3 separate regions of the Homo sapiens genome follow, and regions 1 and 3 are each linked to region 2. A link is an interaction called in ENCODE POLR2A ChIA-PET data of the cell type or tissue named here. Cell type or tissue: GM12878. All regions are shown on one strand. Each heading gives the region's core, and the rest is flanking DNA. Links, peaks and the distances in the headings are about the cores only.

The links. Peaks named below come from ENCODE experiments on the same cell type or tissue, not always from the same donor. Only the 100,000 strongest peaks of a DNase experiment are listed, where the experiment ranks them.
Region 1: POLR2A ChIA-PET joins it to region 2 with 6 read pairs; 4 of 35 experiments call an interaction of 5 or more read pairs at or near these places.
Region 3: POLR2A ChIA-PET joins it to region 2 with 5 read pairs; 4 of 35 experiments call an interaction of 5 or more read pairs at or near these places.

Annotation. Positions count from the first base shown.
Region 1 is chr6:143,952,052-143,957,671 of GRCh38, forward strand. The region is part of intron 6 of PLAGL1 (PLAG1 like zinc finger 1); the gene reads right to left. Among named protein-coding and RNA genes, the nearest start is that of HYMAI, 53 kb to the right of the region's middle. In GM12878, for the core only: no CTCF peak of the experiment used is centred there; no DNase peak of the experiment used is centred there.
Region 2 is chr6:144,073,070-144,078,689 of GRCh38, forward strand. No RefSeq gene overlaps it. Among named protein-coding and RNA genes, the nearest start is that of SF3B5, 20 kb to the right of the region's middle. In GM12878, for the core only: no CTCF peak of the experiment used is centred there; a DNase peak (open chromatin) is centred at 2,391; H3K27ac peaks cover 1,374 bases.
Region 3 is chr6:144,368,022-144,373,641 of GRCh38, forward strand. All of the region lies in intron 2 of UTRN (utrophin), which reads left to right. Among named protein-coding and RNA genes, the nearest start is that of SNORA98, 35 kb to the right of the region's middle. In GM12878, for the core only: no CTCF peak of the experiment used is centred there; no DNase peak of the experiment used is centred there.

The DNA of each region.
Region 1 (5,620 bases), core at 760-4,759, 120 kb before region 2:
CCCCAACAGACTATAAACGCTTTGTGGCTGAGGGTCAAAGCTTAGCTATTAAAAAACGACAACAACAACAACAACAACTGTGGGTATATACAACATCTCTCATCACCACGCACTTGATCAGTTCAAAGGCTGTTTACTGATGAGTCCAATCTTTGGTTGAAACCCAATGCACTTTCTGGCCACATCCTTAAAACAATTTATGACAACTTTCTATTATCTGGCAGGCCACCAACGATCCTAACAGAACTTACAGAGCAATGGTCCTGATGCGAGTCATTCTGTTCTGTGACTTGACATAGAAATTGCATTTGAGTCTTAAATACGGTGCTATTTCAACACCTGTCACCCTAGAAAGATAGTAAGTCTTACCCCAAAACATCTCAGGACATAATTTTCAGTCCCCTTGATTCTAAAAATACTGAGTGATACAGATCTGCCAGTATGCCAAAGAAGGCTTGTGCCATCTGCTTCGTTCTGCTCATGTTGATTATTTTGGGGATGAGAGAGGATCAGACGGGAAGAAGAACATATATATATGGTAACAGCCAGGAAAGACTGTGTTCCCAGGGGACAGGGGTATACGAGGGTGGAGGGGGGAGTCAGAACACAACTGTAGTTCCAGGACTTCTCCAGTGCTACATAACACATCATCTAATGGGGCACAACTGCTTTACAACATTCTTAAAATAAACTGTGACTTCTGGCATCTATTTCCATTGTCCTCAGTGACACAATCAATGCAAGGCCCATTTCTGAGAGGAAAGTGAATTTCCACTTTTGGTCTTCCAACAAGGGTGTTTTTCTCAATATCAGTTCTTTGAAGGACTTTGGTAGCAGTCTCTATCAAATTTAAAAAAGCTATTTAGAAATGTCATCAGGAGAAAGATGATATCCAGAACCTCCAGGTAGTCATGGCTGCCATGGCTGCAGACCTCACTCCCATCATGGCCGGAAGGCAAGGCCAAGGATCACTCCACTTGCTGTTTCCTTAAAGTGCTACTTTCTCTCACGCTTCTGGCTTTCTCCCTCCTGGAATGTCCTGGGAACCCTTGTCTACCTGGCAAACTTCTACTTTTCTCTGTCACTGCCAGGCAGAGGCACGAGTTCCTCCTCCACACGGTGAGGTGTTTACTCAATGGCCCAGTAGAGATCTCCACCTTAATATGTTTGAAGAGCTTTCACTCTAGTTTATCCTCATTGTAGGAAGCACTACCTGCCCTTCTATTCTGCTCTGAGAGAGCCACCTGCTGAGCCATCAGGTTTGTTGCCTATAGATTCTTTTCAGCTGTCACCTTGAAAGACTGAATTTTGTTAACCCAGTGACTAAGCTCTTACTTTCTAAGAAATGAGGCTTAAGATAAACAAGAAAGACAAAGTGAATTATTTCTCTAATATTCAGGGAAAAAATTGAGAAAGCTGTCCAGATGATTATGCTACAGCTTTGGAACATCAAATCCACATCCTAGCCAGAACATCTGAAAAGGGACAGGGTGTGTTCTGTTTACAAATAGTGTAATATTTGGTTAAAGATGGCCAACTGAATAAAAGCATGTAGCTCCAGTCTCTCTGAAAATTCTACTAAAACAGTAATAGTGGGATTTTTCTAAAACACAGCCTAATATAAAAGGGAGAAAACAACAAATTTTGGAAGCTGAAAAGCAGGTAAACAAGCAGTGATCGACTTGGCCATCCTAAGAAAGCTAAAGTTTAAGCCAGCATTAAGAGGCAACAAAACAACCTGCTATACCCTGAAGCATCTACCATATGTCTCTGCAATTTGGTACAGTAGGTACTTCTGGAAGTGAGGATGGAAACAGGTATGAAAGCAGCAGGTGAAAGTCTGTTAGTGAAGCACTGAGCCCTCCTGACCTCTCCTGATGCCTGCAGTGGGGTGCCTGCCCTTCCTTCCCCTAGCACAAGTGCTCGCTATGGAGACTGTATGAAAGTGGGGGAGTAGCCTGACACAGGGTGAATGTCCTCTCTCTCAGGGCAGGAGGATGGAGGAGTCTTCCCTGGGAAGCTGACCAGCCCAAGAGAAAAGAGCAAACCATAAGGACAAAGGGGGTTTCCTCCAGGGGTCGCCACCTTACCCTATACAAGGCCCCAGCTGACAAGCCCCACCTAAGTATACAAAGCTCCCATCAGCTCTTTACTGGCTTGACTCACAAATTAGTAGGCCAAGGATCACCAGAAATCAGAGGAAGGCACTTAATAGGGAAAACTGACACAAAAAGTAACGGGGAAAAAAAGACTACGGGGGGAAGGAAACTTCAAAAATAATAATCATTAATATCCTAGAGAGAACAGAGGTCCTTAAAAGAAGAGCAGGATATTATTTTTTAAAGAGGACAACACCAACAAAAAGGCAGTGGCAGTGCAAGACCCCAGGGGCTGGGACAGGCATTTGAGTCAAACTTGCAAGGGGAACACTTGAGAACCCAGAGAGCATCTGAGAGTCAACACCATGAGGCAGCCTCTTATAACTCAGCTAATATAATCCAGAGACTAACATTCATTGACTAAATGGTTAAAATATGTATCATTTCACCAAGAAACATGAAAGGAGAGGAGATGATTTTTAAACTAACAAAACAGAGTATACTATCTTCATCACATGACAAAGTTACCTATTATCATTGCTTGCATGAAACATTCATGTATTAGAAGTCATGGATAATACGATACAGTAAGACAATAAACTAATGAAAGGCATAAAATTGGAATGGAATAATTATTTATTTGCAGAGGAATGTCGATATAGAAAATCCCAAAGAATCCACACACAAGATTAGAAAGCCTGGCAAGGTGTTTGATTATAAAAATCAAACTACACAAACAGCTGCATTTCTAAATATCCACAAACAGAAATATAGTTTAAATACCATCATATTAGCCAGAAAATAAAGACAGGTAACTAGTGCCCAGCCAAAGGGAAAGAGACAATATGCAAGACTGGAATCATGGACAGGATATATTCAAAGATGTGTTTCCTCAGGAATGAATGGACAGAATACAATTACATTGCTCTATAATGACATATGCATGAAAACAGATAAATAGAAGTGAAAATCATTACTAAAACTTGAGGTGGTGGTTGTCTAGGCAGTGACCATCTCTTGCTTGGGAGATCAAGAAAGGTGTCACAGAGAAGTAAAAGTTGAAGCTAGCGTAGAAGTTTACAACGTGTTCAAGAGGGAGGTGGTCTATTTCAGGCCAAGGGAATGAATCCAACCACCTGGAGAATAAGTGGTTCAGTAAGACTGGAATACAGGTGCAGATGTGGGCAAAGGAGAAAACAGGCTAGAGAGATGGAGAATCGTGAAGGGTCCACTCTACAAGGGGAAGGTGGGCTTTTTTGTCATAAATTGTTTTTAGCAGATTGATCTATTTAGTCAAGTCCAGCCACAAACTCTTGAATTTATGTGGAGATGCAGTGAGGAGGGCGGGAAGAGAAGAGGTAGAAATAGGTAGAGAATGCCAATAAAATGCTGTGAGGAATGGGAAGAGGCAGTGGGGAAAGCCTCAGCCTGTGATTGTGAGCCTCAAAGGGCCACAGAAAACTGACAAAACCAAACTACCAAGGGGAAAGGACGACCCAGGCGCTCACCACCAGGGAGCTGGGCAATGGGGACCGATCAGAAGCAGTGGACTTGCCACCAGATTTCACTTTTTGATGGTAACTCTGGCAGGGACGTATAAGACATGCTGGAGGGTGGTGGGCTGGATAATGAGATCATTTAGGCTTCTGCCAGATCTCAGAAGAGAGAACACAGGCCTGCACAAGGAGAGAGGGCAGGTTCCAGTGACACTCTGTAAACAGAATAACTGGATTAGGACTGAGGTTAGGGGAAAGAGGGAATGGTGGTGGCAGAGAGAGGTTTTCTTCTGCATCCCAGAAGAAAAACTCAGCAAAAAATAAGCGTTAGGAGTTCATTTTTAGACATGCTGGGCTTAATGGTGCCTAATGGGCATTCGGGCCAGCAAGGAGACGTGAAGCGTGGAGTGGCTCAGGAGCTCTTCTAGTCTAGGGAAGCGGATGCCTTTCTGAACCTAACTTATACAGGCGATTTTATAAGTTACTCTGAGCTTTCCATGGGTGGCCTCATATCCTGTCAGTGACTCACGTGTTCAACCTTGATCACCAATGTTTTCCTCCTAGAGTGGTTTGGTCAAGTGGGCTAGCCCTGGGGGTAAGGAGGAATTTGTTTTCTTTATGGCAGGCTGCAGCTAGACTGAGACTCCCTTAGGTCATCTACTCTGCACTGTAGCCCGGATGGAAGCAGCCTTGTGGGGGCATGGAATTCTCAGAGCTCCAAAGACAGAAGCAGCCTTCTGCCTCAAAATCCCCCCAGCTCCTCTTGGATAAGATGGTCTACTGATAGGCCTATGGTGATAAAAATGAGCAAAATGAGAATTAAGTCTGAGTTCAAAAACTTGATGTTGGTAAATAACTTCTAGATGGTGATAGTACAAACAAGATCCTAATAAACAAACAAACAAACAAACCCAAAACAAAAATCTTTTGGTTATCTCTTCTACTAGAAGAAGGTAGGCTTTTTATAGATGGGAGCTTTTCTTTGCTATATTTAGCAGATTGAAGATATCTAACCTATTGAGTCAAGCCTAGCCCCTGACTGCATCTACATGGAGATGGAGTGAGGTGGTAGAGGTAGAGGATGCCAATAAAACGTTCTCAACTGAAACAGGAAGAAGTCCAGAGAAGCTATGGAAAAGGCAAAAGCCAATGAATGTGAGCCTTGGAGAGCCACAGAGGACTGAGAGATGCTGAACTACCAAGGGGGAAGGGATGACTCTGATGAGCAGGGAGCTGGGATCTGTCACCCCAGAAGTGCTTCATCTCTCACAGGTCTGGGGCCCCTTCCACCACTGGCCTTCCTCATCCATATAGCACGGAAGCAAGGGGCTGGGACAGCCAGGATCCCCACGAAAGGGCCAAAGGCCTTCTTCCAGATGGGTCATCCAGTATAGTACCCACCAGGGGGAACGGAGGAAAAGAAATATTGTTGCAGACTCTTGGATCTTTGACAGGCCTCCTCACCTCTCCCCACCATATGCATTGTATTTTTAAATAGAAACAGTCACAAAAAAATAGACAAATGTCTACAAGTAAAATAGATGTGTGCATTGAGAAAGGCAAGGGTTAAGTCCAGGCCTGGTTCTCAAGCTGAGATGGGACTGCCTTGTTTGAAGAGGACTATTTATGAATGAAGACTCTCAGGAGTCTGGTGGGGGGGTGAGGGGTGGAGAGCAACTCCCAAAATCCAGACAAGAGCCTTTGGTATTAGGGGAAGATTTTCTAATTGTTACAGTCAGGAATGGGGATCATTCCTTTATGATAGCTGAAAATACATCCCCCTCCTCACTCCCTAGAAACCCTTGAGTCTCGCCTTTAGGCCCTTTTAGGGTCTGCTTCTATAGCTGATGGCGGTGATCTCTTTTCCTGGGACTCTTAAGTGTAGGACATGGAGGAACCAGAACTCTAATTAGCAGCAGGACCTATTATTTTTCCAATAAGGTTAACATTCAAGGGAAAGAAAAGCCTCTTTCTTTCTCAGGAAGTGTGTGAGGATATAGGCTCACATTGAGAAGAGAAATGTGA
Region 2 (5,620 bases), core at 591-4,590:
ACCCAATGCATTTTGTTGTTATTGCTCATAACTCCTTTTTAGTCTTTTTATTTTCCATGCCATTAACTTGTGGAAGAAACCAGATCCATAATATTCAAACATCCCACATTCTGCATTTGTCTGTTTACTTCCTTGTGGTACAGTTTAACAACTTGTTCCTCTATTCTCATCGTTTCTGTAAACCGATGCCACTGTTTTGTTTTTTGCATTTTGTATATTTTTCCCACTGCGTGTGAGTCACTCAAAAAAATACATCTTTCAGTGATGCCTTTTTTCCTGGATTCATCTCAGTTGGGTTTTAATCTTTCAATAGATACCAATTATGATGAATTAGTCATATTCTAATGATTTCCCTAAGAATAGATTGATGCATTAATAAGGGATCTGACAACACATAAACATGGGTTGAATAAAAGAAAATTATTTTAGAAAAATTCAGGAAATGATTATAATTGTTTTATATAGCTAAGTTCTTTGATTCAGTATGCGGTACTGTAAGAACATTCTCTGCGGTATTATGAGATATATATAAATATATATATTGGTTTTTGTCCACTGTTCCTGGTTCATACCTCCCATAAGCCCTTGCTACAGTCTTTGTTCTAATGTTGGGTGTATTTGGCCTCAGGGATAGGCCTCTGCCTTTCTCCTGCCTTCCTTTCACTCTCCTGTTTCCCCGCCTGTCTGATAGTGGGTGGGTCTTAAAACCCTCCCAGGAGAGGGTCTCACTCTACACCCTGGGGTAAGGAAAGCTGATGTTTTGAAGCTTTCATAAAAAACCCAAGAGGACGGGTTCAGAGAGCTTCCAGGTAGCTGAACACACTGAGGTGCCTGCAGGTTGGCCTCCAGGGAGGGCATGGACGCTCCACGTCCCTTCCCCATACGTCACCCTACATGCCTCTTCATCTATATTCTTTGCAGTATCCTTTATAATAAACTGGTAAGTGTAAATAAGTGTTTTCCTGAGTTCTGTGAGTGGCTCCAGCAAATTAATTGAACCCAAAGAAAGGGTCATGGAACTTGCGACTGATGTGTGTGTAAGGGGAGGCAATCTTGGGACTCAGCCCTCAGCCTGTGGGATCTGACACTGTCTTAGGGTAAATGGTGTCAGAACTGGATTGGAGGACACCCAGGTTGTGTCTATTACTTGGTGTGTGGGAAAAAAAAAAAAAAAAACCCACACATTTGATCACAGAGTCTTCTGTGTTGACTGTTGTGTAAGAGTAGAGGAAAAATGTGGTTAGAGAGAGTTTTCTCTACTACATTCTCTTTTTCAAAATTTACTCATTTAAAATAAATAAAATACCTTCACATATCAATTATCATTTTTGATCATGAGAGCTGGGTTTTGAAGTTTATAGAAGTAAAGAAGCACTAGGCCGGGCACAGTGGCTCATGCCTGTAATCCCAGCACTTTGAAAGGCTGAGGCGGGTGGATCACCTAAGGTCATGAGTTCGAGACCAGCCTGGGCAACATGGTGAAACCCCTGTCCCTACTAAAAATACAAACATTAGCTGGGCGTGGTAGCGGGCACCTATAATCCCAGCTACTCAGGAGGCTGAGGCAAGAGAATCACTTGTACCTGGGAGGTGGAGGTTGCAGTGAGCCAAGATCATGCCACTGCACTCCAGCCTGGGCGACAGACCAAGCTCTGTCTCAAAAAAAAAAAAAAAAAAGGTAAAGAAGCACTTATTTTTGAGTGACTGGAGGGCTTTAACTTATGTCTGTGCAGACGTGTTATACTTAATAGTGTATGTGGGCAATCTTGTGTTTTAAACTGAAGCTCAATAAGGTGATTTATTTCCCAAGTATATATAGATATTATAGTCATATTTTTATCATAAATATATATAACTTTTTTATACAGATACAGTTTCTAAATATTTTCTCTACACTCAATAATATGAAAATTTCATAAAGGATATTATAATTACATTTATTGAGTACCTACAATATGCCATTTATATGTTTACACTCTTTATATGTAATAAGCCTTTTAGACTTTACAAAAATCCTATGAAATAGGCTTTAGAATTATTCTCGTTTAATAAGGAAGCAGAGGCAAAAATCAGTTAGGTCCCTTTTCCAAGGGCTTTCAGGTCCAGGATTTGAATCTAGGTAGCTTAGCCCTCTTGGTCTTTGCCCTTAATTTCCATGCTGTGCAAAGTTTGCATTAAAGTAGGCTAAGTGGGGAGGTGGGCGGAAGCAACTCATCAGGTCTCAGCCTGTGTAGGCCAGTGCCCACTTCCAGAGTGACCCCAGGAAACTTCTCCAGTTACAGAGGGGCTTTAGGGAATCCCCGTCCAAATAGGGCAGTGTGGGATAGACCCGAGAAAGCTGTTGAAGAACAGTGGAAATCCCCTGCCATCAAGAGATTTGAAAGAGTCTAGCATTTTCCTCTTTTGTCTCTTCAGATGGAACTAGTCCATTAGTTTATAGCAACTGCAGCAGGTCACAAAATAATGGGTATAAGTGCCCTTGGAGGAATCTAGACCAGCTCTGTGTAAGCTTAGCCACATTATCTTGGTCCACCATGCCTTTCAAAAACACTAAAGAGAGTGGAGTTTGCATTTTGAAGATCAGCTTAGAGTGAAATGACTTAGGTGAAAAGTTGCTTGTTACACTTGGCCTTTTTGTCCTTCATGCTGAATATTTCATTTTAGATCTTCAAAGACTTCTGTAAAGAAAGCTCTTCTAGATTAAGAAGACATTGTATTAAAGTTGCAATTGGATTGGTTGGGTTTTGTTTTGTTGCAAAAACACCTCTCTGTATCTGAAACCTCTCGACACCACCCGGAAAACTGTTGCTGAGATTATTTGTATTAGTTTGCTAGGGCTGCTGGAACAGAGTCCTGGTGGCTTACATTAACCAACACTTATTGTCTCACAGCTCTGGAGGCTAGAAGCCTGAGATCAAGCTGTTGCCAGGGTTGGTTCTGTCTGAGGCCTGGGAGGAAGAATCTGTTCCACAGCTGCCTGTTAGCTTCTGATAGTTTGCTGGCAATCTTTGGTGTCCCTTGGCTGGTAGATGCATCACCTAATCTCTATCTTCATGCTCACATTGTGTTCTTCCTATGTGCACATCTGTTTATGTGGCCAAATATTTCCTCTTTATAAAGGCACCAGTCATATTGTATTAAGATTCATCTTAATGACCTCAGTTTTAACTTTATTGCTTCTTAAAGACTATTACGTTTAGAGTATTTGTCCCCTCCAAAACTCATGTTGAAACTTAATCCCCAATGTGACTGTATTGAGAAGTGGGGCCTATAAGAGGTGATTGGGTCATAAGGGCCATGCTCTCATGAATGGATTAATCAATTCATAGGTTAGCGGATTAATCCACTCATAGATTAATGGATTAACGGGTTATCATGAGAGTAGAACTGATGGCTTTATAAGAAGAGGAAGAGAGACCTGAGGTAGCACAGTCAGCCCCCTCATCATGTGATGCCCTGTACCACCTCAGGACTCTGCAGAGAGTCCCCACAAGCAAGAAGGTTCTTACCAAATGCAGCCCCTTGGCTTTGAACTTCTCAGCCTCCATAACTATAAGAAATATTTCTTTCTTTGTAAGTTACCCAGTTTGAGGTATTCTCTTATTAGCAACAGAAAATGGATTAATGCAAAGACCCTATTTCCAAATAGGGTCACATTCCAAGTGAGGTACTCTGGGTTAGGACTTCACACTATTTTTAGGGGGGGGCACAATTCAACCCATAACACTATTTTTTGTTGTTGAAATTAATGTTTTGTTCTTCTATTTCCTTCTATTATTTTTATTTCTATTTATTTCTTAGATTATTGGCTGTGTTTTTATTTTTCAATGACAGAATTTTCTCCTCCATTCTGTCCCCTGTCCCCTCCACCGCCCTTGCCCTTTCCTGTCTGTCCAATTCTTTCTGCACATTGATTCTGGGTTAAACTTGTAGCGGCACAACGTTGAACAAGTAAATCTCTGCACAAAAATTCCCATTGCCCCCAGAATTGAGTCTCGGCTTCTTGGGTTGGCATTTTGGGCTCTTTTACAATCTGGCCTCCAACAGAGCTTCCCTTAAGAATGCTCTGCTCTTGACTGGCTTTCTTCTAAGATACATATTTATACTTCCACTTTTTCTTACCTTCTATTCTCTTTTTTCTAGAATACCCTCTCTCATTTATCTTTGTTGACCTGAGCCATATCCTTACTTAAATGCCAAGTTCAAGAACTACTTCTTTCAGAAGAGAGTCCCTATTCATTTCTAGGGGTCTGCTCTCTGCCAGTTATCACTACCTCTTCAGAAACCTTGAGCCATTCACTTGTCTTCTTTTATCTCCTCTCTTGTAGTAAATGCTGTATATAAGACACAGTAAATAGATGCTGATATGGTTTGGCTGTGTCTCCCACCCAAATCTCATCCTAAATTGTAGCTCCCATAATTCTCACATCTTGTGGAAGGGATCCAGTGGGAAATAATTGAATCACATGAGCGGTTTCCCCGATACTGTTTTCATGGTAGTGAATAAGTCTCATGAGATCTGTTGATTTTATAAGGGGTTTCCCCTTTTGCTTGGCTCTCTTTCTCTCTTGCTTGCTGCCATGTAAGATGCGCCTTTCACCTTCCACCTTCCACCATGATTGTGAGGTCTCCCCAGCCACGTGGAACTGTGAGTTCATTAAACCTCTTTTTCTTTATAAATTATCCAGTCGCAGGTATGTCTTTATCAGCAGTGTGAAAACAGACTAATACAGATGCCTTCACTTTTCAATTAGAGTATAAATTCCTTAAAGGCAAGGTTTATGTGATTTACTTCTATGTTCTTTTTTATTTTTGTATCCTTACCATCCTGACAAAAACTGGTACTTTATTTCATCAAGTCTAAAATGCTATCAGATGTAGGATGCACCATTATTTTATATACCAGTAGGAGGAAAAAATGTGACTGCTTAACTGAAGGCACAATGCTTTCTTATATTCTTTGTGGTATCAAGAGTGTTGATGACACAGCATTTCTTAAAAGACTTCGTAAAAGAACTAAAAGCCATTGGTGCTGAGCTGTTGAGCTGACTGTGCAAGTATAGAGCAAGAGCTTTTTGACCCTTGCTTCAGAAATGTTGCTAAACATATCAGATTCACTACTTGTCCCTACCCCTCTTCCCATTACAATTTGGGTTCTGAGAGCTAAGAAAATGATCCCATATTTGTCTCCGGATTTTTTCTCAAGCTGCTGACACCCCTTTGGACAGGTCTTGATTTTGGAGTTTTTAATATTTGGGTAAGCACAGTCAAGCCGTGTCATGACTGCCATTGGGCCAACAGTGATTATATGATGCTGCCTGATTTTGGAGATATAAAGATGTGAAGAGAAAACATGTACATCTTAAAATACAGCAAATGCAGTACATAGCATGTAGCTGACTGACTGAATGCTTAACAAATACTGTAAGTATCTTTAAGGGACAACTCTGGCTTAGTTTTGTTCAGCATCCATTCAGTCTTCTCCTGATAACTGTCCCCCTCTTTCTATCAATGGGTCCAACCCCTTACTACTGTGGGCTTGAGTACTTCTGCAGGCATTGACTTCGCCTGTGATCCAGGGGTGGAACATATGCCCATGGCTAAATTAATCATGTTGATG
Region 3 (5,620 bases), core at 1,138-5,137, 300 kb after region 2:
TGCCTGCCTTGGCCTTCTGAAGTGCTGGGATTACAGCCGTGAGCCACTGCACCCCGCCTTCTGTTTCCTTTATTACTGATAATCCTTAGTGATCTAAAGACTGAGATCCTATAAGCTTGTTGCTACTTTCCCTTTTCATGTCTCATAAAAAGCCATGGTACAGGCTGTTGGGAATTATCACGTGGACATTGAAGATAACCTAATTCTGGCCATTGATTTCTTCAGTTTCTTTATCCTGCAGTGTGTAGAAGAAAGAAAACTGTGACATATATCAAACCAGAAAGACATATGACATTAAAGGAATAACAAGCCTGGCACAGAGTAGATGCTCAATAAATATTTTTTAAAGCAATGGACCAAATAATTTGTTGGTATATGTTAATTTGTTAATTTTTATATGCTAGATTCCTTGTTTTTTGGCCTTAGGAAAGAGAAACATATCTTTACCATTAAGGAATATACATGATAAGCATGGCTGGGTGGCTCAGGCCTGTAATCCCAGCGCTTTGGGAGGCCGAGGTAGGCGGATTGCCTGAGATCAGGAGTTTTAGATCAGCCTGACCAACATGATGAAACCCCATCTCTACTTTAAAAATGCAAAAATTAGCTGGGTGTGGTGGTGCACGCCTGTAGTCCCAGCTACTCAGGAGGCTGAGGCAGGAGAGTCGCTTGAACCTGGGAGGAGGAGGTTGCAGTGAGCCCAAATCATGCCCTTGCACTCCAGCCTGGGCAACTCCGTCGCAAAAAAAGAAAAAAAAAGGATTATAAATGAATAAATGATAAGGTTTTTTAAAGTTAGGGTCCGTTTAGTGGCAGTTTGGAAATTACAGATCAGGATCTAAGAGAGCTCTAATGACAGTTCTTTTGTGACTTACAAGGTGTCTTTTTACTGTGTTTGACTTAAGGGATTTTGTTTTGTTTGGTTTATCTTTTAATTTCTGTTTTGACCTTTCATAAAATGAGACCTTATAGAATTCTCTTAAGATAGTGTTCATAAACTTTTTTTGGATTGAGAGGTCTTTAAAAAAATTGATGTGGAGGTTATAGAATTTCTGCCTGTGCTCAAATTCACATATGTGAGGACATGCATTATTTTTCTCATAACTTTAAGAAGTTTGGGAAGTCACTAAAACTTACCCAGATCTGTTCATTCGTTCATTTGATTCATATTTGTTTATTCATTTCTATGGCTTATAAGGTTTGTAGGACCATCTGACAGAGTGCTACCCTTAGTTGTTTTCTTTCTTTTTAAATACAATATTGTGTAGTTGTATTTTAAAAGTCAAACATTTCATCACATAAAAATTATAACCTGGGCTGGGCATGGTGGCTCACGCCTGTAATCCCAGCACTTTGGGAGGCTGAAGTGGGCAGATCACGAGGTCAAGAGATCGAGACCATCCTGGCCAACATGGTAAAACCCCGTCTTTACTAAAAATACAAAAATTAGCTGATTGTGGTGGCGCGTGCCTCTAGTCCCAGCTACTGGGAGGTTGAGGCAGGAGAATCGCTTGAACCTAGGAGGTTGAGGTTGCAGTGAGCTGAGATCGTGCCACTGCACTCCAGCCTGGCAACAGAGCGAGACTCTGTCTCAAAAAAGAAAACAAAACAGAAAACAAATTACACCCTACTCCTAGTGGGGAACCCTCTGATATGGTTTGGTTGTGTCCCCACACAAATCTCATCTTGAATTGTATCTCCCATAATTCCCACATGTTGTGGGAGGAAACTGGTGGGAGGTAATTGAATTATGAGGGCAGGTTTTTCCCGTGCTATTCTTGTGATATTGAAGTCTCATGAGATCTAATGGTTTTATAAAGGGCAGTTCCCCTGCACATGGTCTCTTGCCTGCCACCATGTAAGACATGCCTTTGCTCCTCCTTCACCTTCTGCCATGATTGCAAGGCCTCCCCAGCCATGTGGAACTGTGAGTCCATTAAACCTCTTTTTCTTTATAAATTACCCAGTCTTGGGTATTTCTTCACAGCAGTATGAAAATGGACTAATGCAAGAAATTTGTACTGGTAGAGTTGGGTACTGCTAATTAAGATACCTGACAATGTGGAAGTGACTTTGGAACTGGGTAACAGGCAGAGCTTTGAAGAACTTGGAGGGCTTCCCAGGAAGATGTTAATCCCCAAGACAGTGGGGAAAATGGCTCCAGGGCATGTCAGAGGTCTTCACGGCAGCCCCTCCCATCCCAAGCCAGGAGGTCTAGGAGGGAAAAATGGTTTAGTGGGCCAGGCCCAGGGCCCTGCTGCTTTGTGCAGTCCTGGGACTTGGTGCCCTGTGTCCCAGCCATGGCTACAAGGGGCCAACGTATAGCTCAGGCCGTTGATTCAAAGGGTGCAAGCCCCAACCCTGGGAGGCTTATGCATGGTGTTGGACCTGTAGGTGCACAGAAGTCAAGAATTGAGGTTTGGGAACCTCCACTTAGATTTCAGAGGATGTATGGAAATGCCTGGATGTCCAGGCAGAGGTGTGTTGCAGGGGCAGAGCCCTAATGGAGAACCTCTGCTAGGGCAGCGTGGAAGGGACACGTGAGGTGGGAGCCCCCGCACAGAATTCCCACTGGGGAACTGCCTAATGGAGCTGTGAGAAGAGGGCCATCATCCTTCAGACCCCAGAATGGTAGATCCACTGACAGCTAACATCGTGCACCTGGAAAAGCCACAGACAATGCCAGCCCGTGAAAGCAGCCAGGAGGGTCTGTACCCTGCAAAACCACAGGGTCGGAGCTGCCCAAGACCATGGGAACCCACCTCTTGCATCAGCATTACCTGGATTTGAGACATGGAGTCAAAGGAGATCATTTTGGAGCTTTATGATTTGACTGTCCTCCTGGATTTCAGACTTACATGGGGCCTGTATTCGTACTGAAAATCAAGATCAAGTGAGCTTTTGCCCTTTTGCTCCATGGGATGTTTCTGTCCTCCCTGAGCTCACCTTAAGACACCTGCATTACTGTTTGACAGGTGTACTGCCCCAGTCAAACTCCCCACCTAGCACTGTCCCCAGTCCCCTGACTCATCCCTGCAAGGGGGCCTCCCACTTATTCTACACCTCTCATGTCTCTTCACTGTGCCAGAATAGAGTCAAGTTCAACAGGGTCTTCTCTCCCCACTGACTTTTTTTGTTTATGTGCATTTACTAACGTGAGTATTAAAATATGAATTTATATTGCCTATTTTTAATAAATACAAGATGATATTATTTATATTGTTTACAGGTTTTGTTTTTCCTTAGCTAAATATACTGAATTCCTTTCCATGCCAGTATTAGTAGATCTAGCATGCTTTTTTAAATCCCCCTATTACCCATTATTTACCATGAACCTAATTCTACAGACATACTAAAGTTCTTTGCAGATTAACTTTTATTTATTTTATTTATGTGCTTATGTTTTTGAGACGGAGTTTCACTTTTGTTGCCCAGGCTGGAGTGCAATGGCGCAATCTCGGCTCACCGCAACCTCCGCCTCCCAGGTTCAAGCAATTCTCCTGCCTCAGCCTCCCGAGTAGCTGGGATTACAGGCACGCACCACCACACCTGGCTAATTTTGTATTTTTAGTAGAGATGGGGTTTCTCCATGTTGAGGCTGGTCTTGAACTCCTGACCTCAGGTGATCTGCCGTCCTCGGCCTCCCAAAGCGCTGGGATTACAGGCATGAGCCACTGCGCCTGGCCGCAGATTAACTTTTATATTTCACATAGCTGGTGGCAGAAATAAGGGTAGAAGAAGGAGTGACAGATTGGAGTGATATCTTAGTTGCTAAAACTCTGCTTTGTTCATCATCTCAGAGAGTGGGTGCGTAGGGCTGGGGAGGCATACATTCTGAAAAGAGGGGGTTGTTGACTAAGAAATAGGCCTCCACCTAACAAAACACCCACTGTGACTATTTACAATGTTTGCATCTCAGCAAAAATACCATTTGTATTCTGAATTCCTTTGTTTCAACTACATAACTCAATAAGAAAGAAAGTTTCCTACAATTGAAAAGAATAGACAGTGTTTAAAGGCCAAGTTTTGCCTTCCTTTTAAGGCTGAATGTGCTTTATTTTAAGCCACTCTTCCTCCTCAAGTTAAGAAGGGCCTTCTGGTATTTCTGTGCAAAGCACCAGTAATACTGTTTCTTTTTAAGTTAATCATTTTTAATCCTGCTTATTTTATTTAGTGCCTATTGCTATAGCATCTAATGAGCTCAGCGCTTCTGACAGTATGTCCTATGGATGCCTGGGGGCAGATTGCCTGGGTTGGACTCTGCTCCAGTTCTTATTAGTTGTGTATGTCAGCTCTGTTTTCCCATCTGTTAAATGGGATAGTAATAGCCACAATAATACCTCATGGCTGTTGTGAGGATTAAAATAAGAAAATGCAAGTGAAAGACAGTCCAGAGGATGGGAGAAAATATTTGCAAATTAGGTATCTGCTAAAGGTCTAGTATCCGCAATAGATAAAGAAGTCTTTTTATTTTTTATTTTATTTTTTTTTGAGATGGAGTCTTGCTTTGTCACCCAGACTGGAGTGCAGTGGTGTGATCTCGGCTCACTGCAACCTCTGCCTCCCAGGTTCAAGCGATTCTCCTCCCTCAACCTCCCAAGTAGCTGGTATTACAGGCATGCACCACCATGCCTGGCTAATTTTGGCTAATTTTTCTATTTTTGTAGAGACGTGTTTCAGCATGTTGGCCCGGCTGGTCTTGAACTCTGGACCTCAGGTGATATGCTCACCTTAGCCTCTTAAAGTGCTGAGATTATAGGCGTGAGTCATCATGTCCAGCCAAGAATTCTTATAACTCAACAATCTAAAGACAACCCAATTGAAAAATGAGCAAAGGAATAGATATTTCTCCAGAAAAGATAAACAATTGGCTAATAATTATTGCCCATGAAAAGATGGTCAACATCATTAGTCACTTAGGGAAATGCAAATCAAAACCATAGCGAAATTTTTCTACTTTGTGCCCACTGGTATGGCTGTAATAAAAATGGAAAGAAATACGTGTTGGCAAGGATGTGGGAAAATTAGAACCTTATATTGCTTGTGAAAATGTAAAATAGTGTAGCAGTTTTGGAAAATATTTTGGCAGTTCTACAAAAAGTTAAGCTTTGAGTTATCATATAACTCAGTAATTTCTCTCTAAGTTTTCTGCCCAAGAAAACTGAAAACATATGTTCACACAAAAACTTGTACATGGATATTCATAACAGCATTATTCATAATAGGCAAAAAGTGGAAACAACCAAAATGCCCATCAGCCGACGAATGGATCAACAAAATATGGTCATTTCATATAATGGAGTATTATTCAGCCATACAGGAAATACAGGACTGATACAAGCTGCAACATGCATGGGCCTTGAAAACATAATGCTAAGTGAAAGACGTCTGGCACAAAAGGTGACATATCCTATGATTCCATTTATATGAAATGTCTGCCACTGGAAAATCCATAAAGAGAGAAAGTAGGCTAGTGGTTTATTAGGGCTCAGAGGCTGGCAGGGAATGGGGGAGTAACTGCTAATGGGTTTCTTTCTGGGGTGATGAAAGTGTCTGGAATTAAGATTGGATGATTGTCGCACAACTTTGTGCATACAGTAAAAAACCACAGAATCGTACA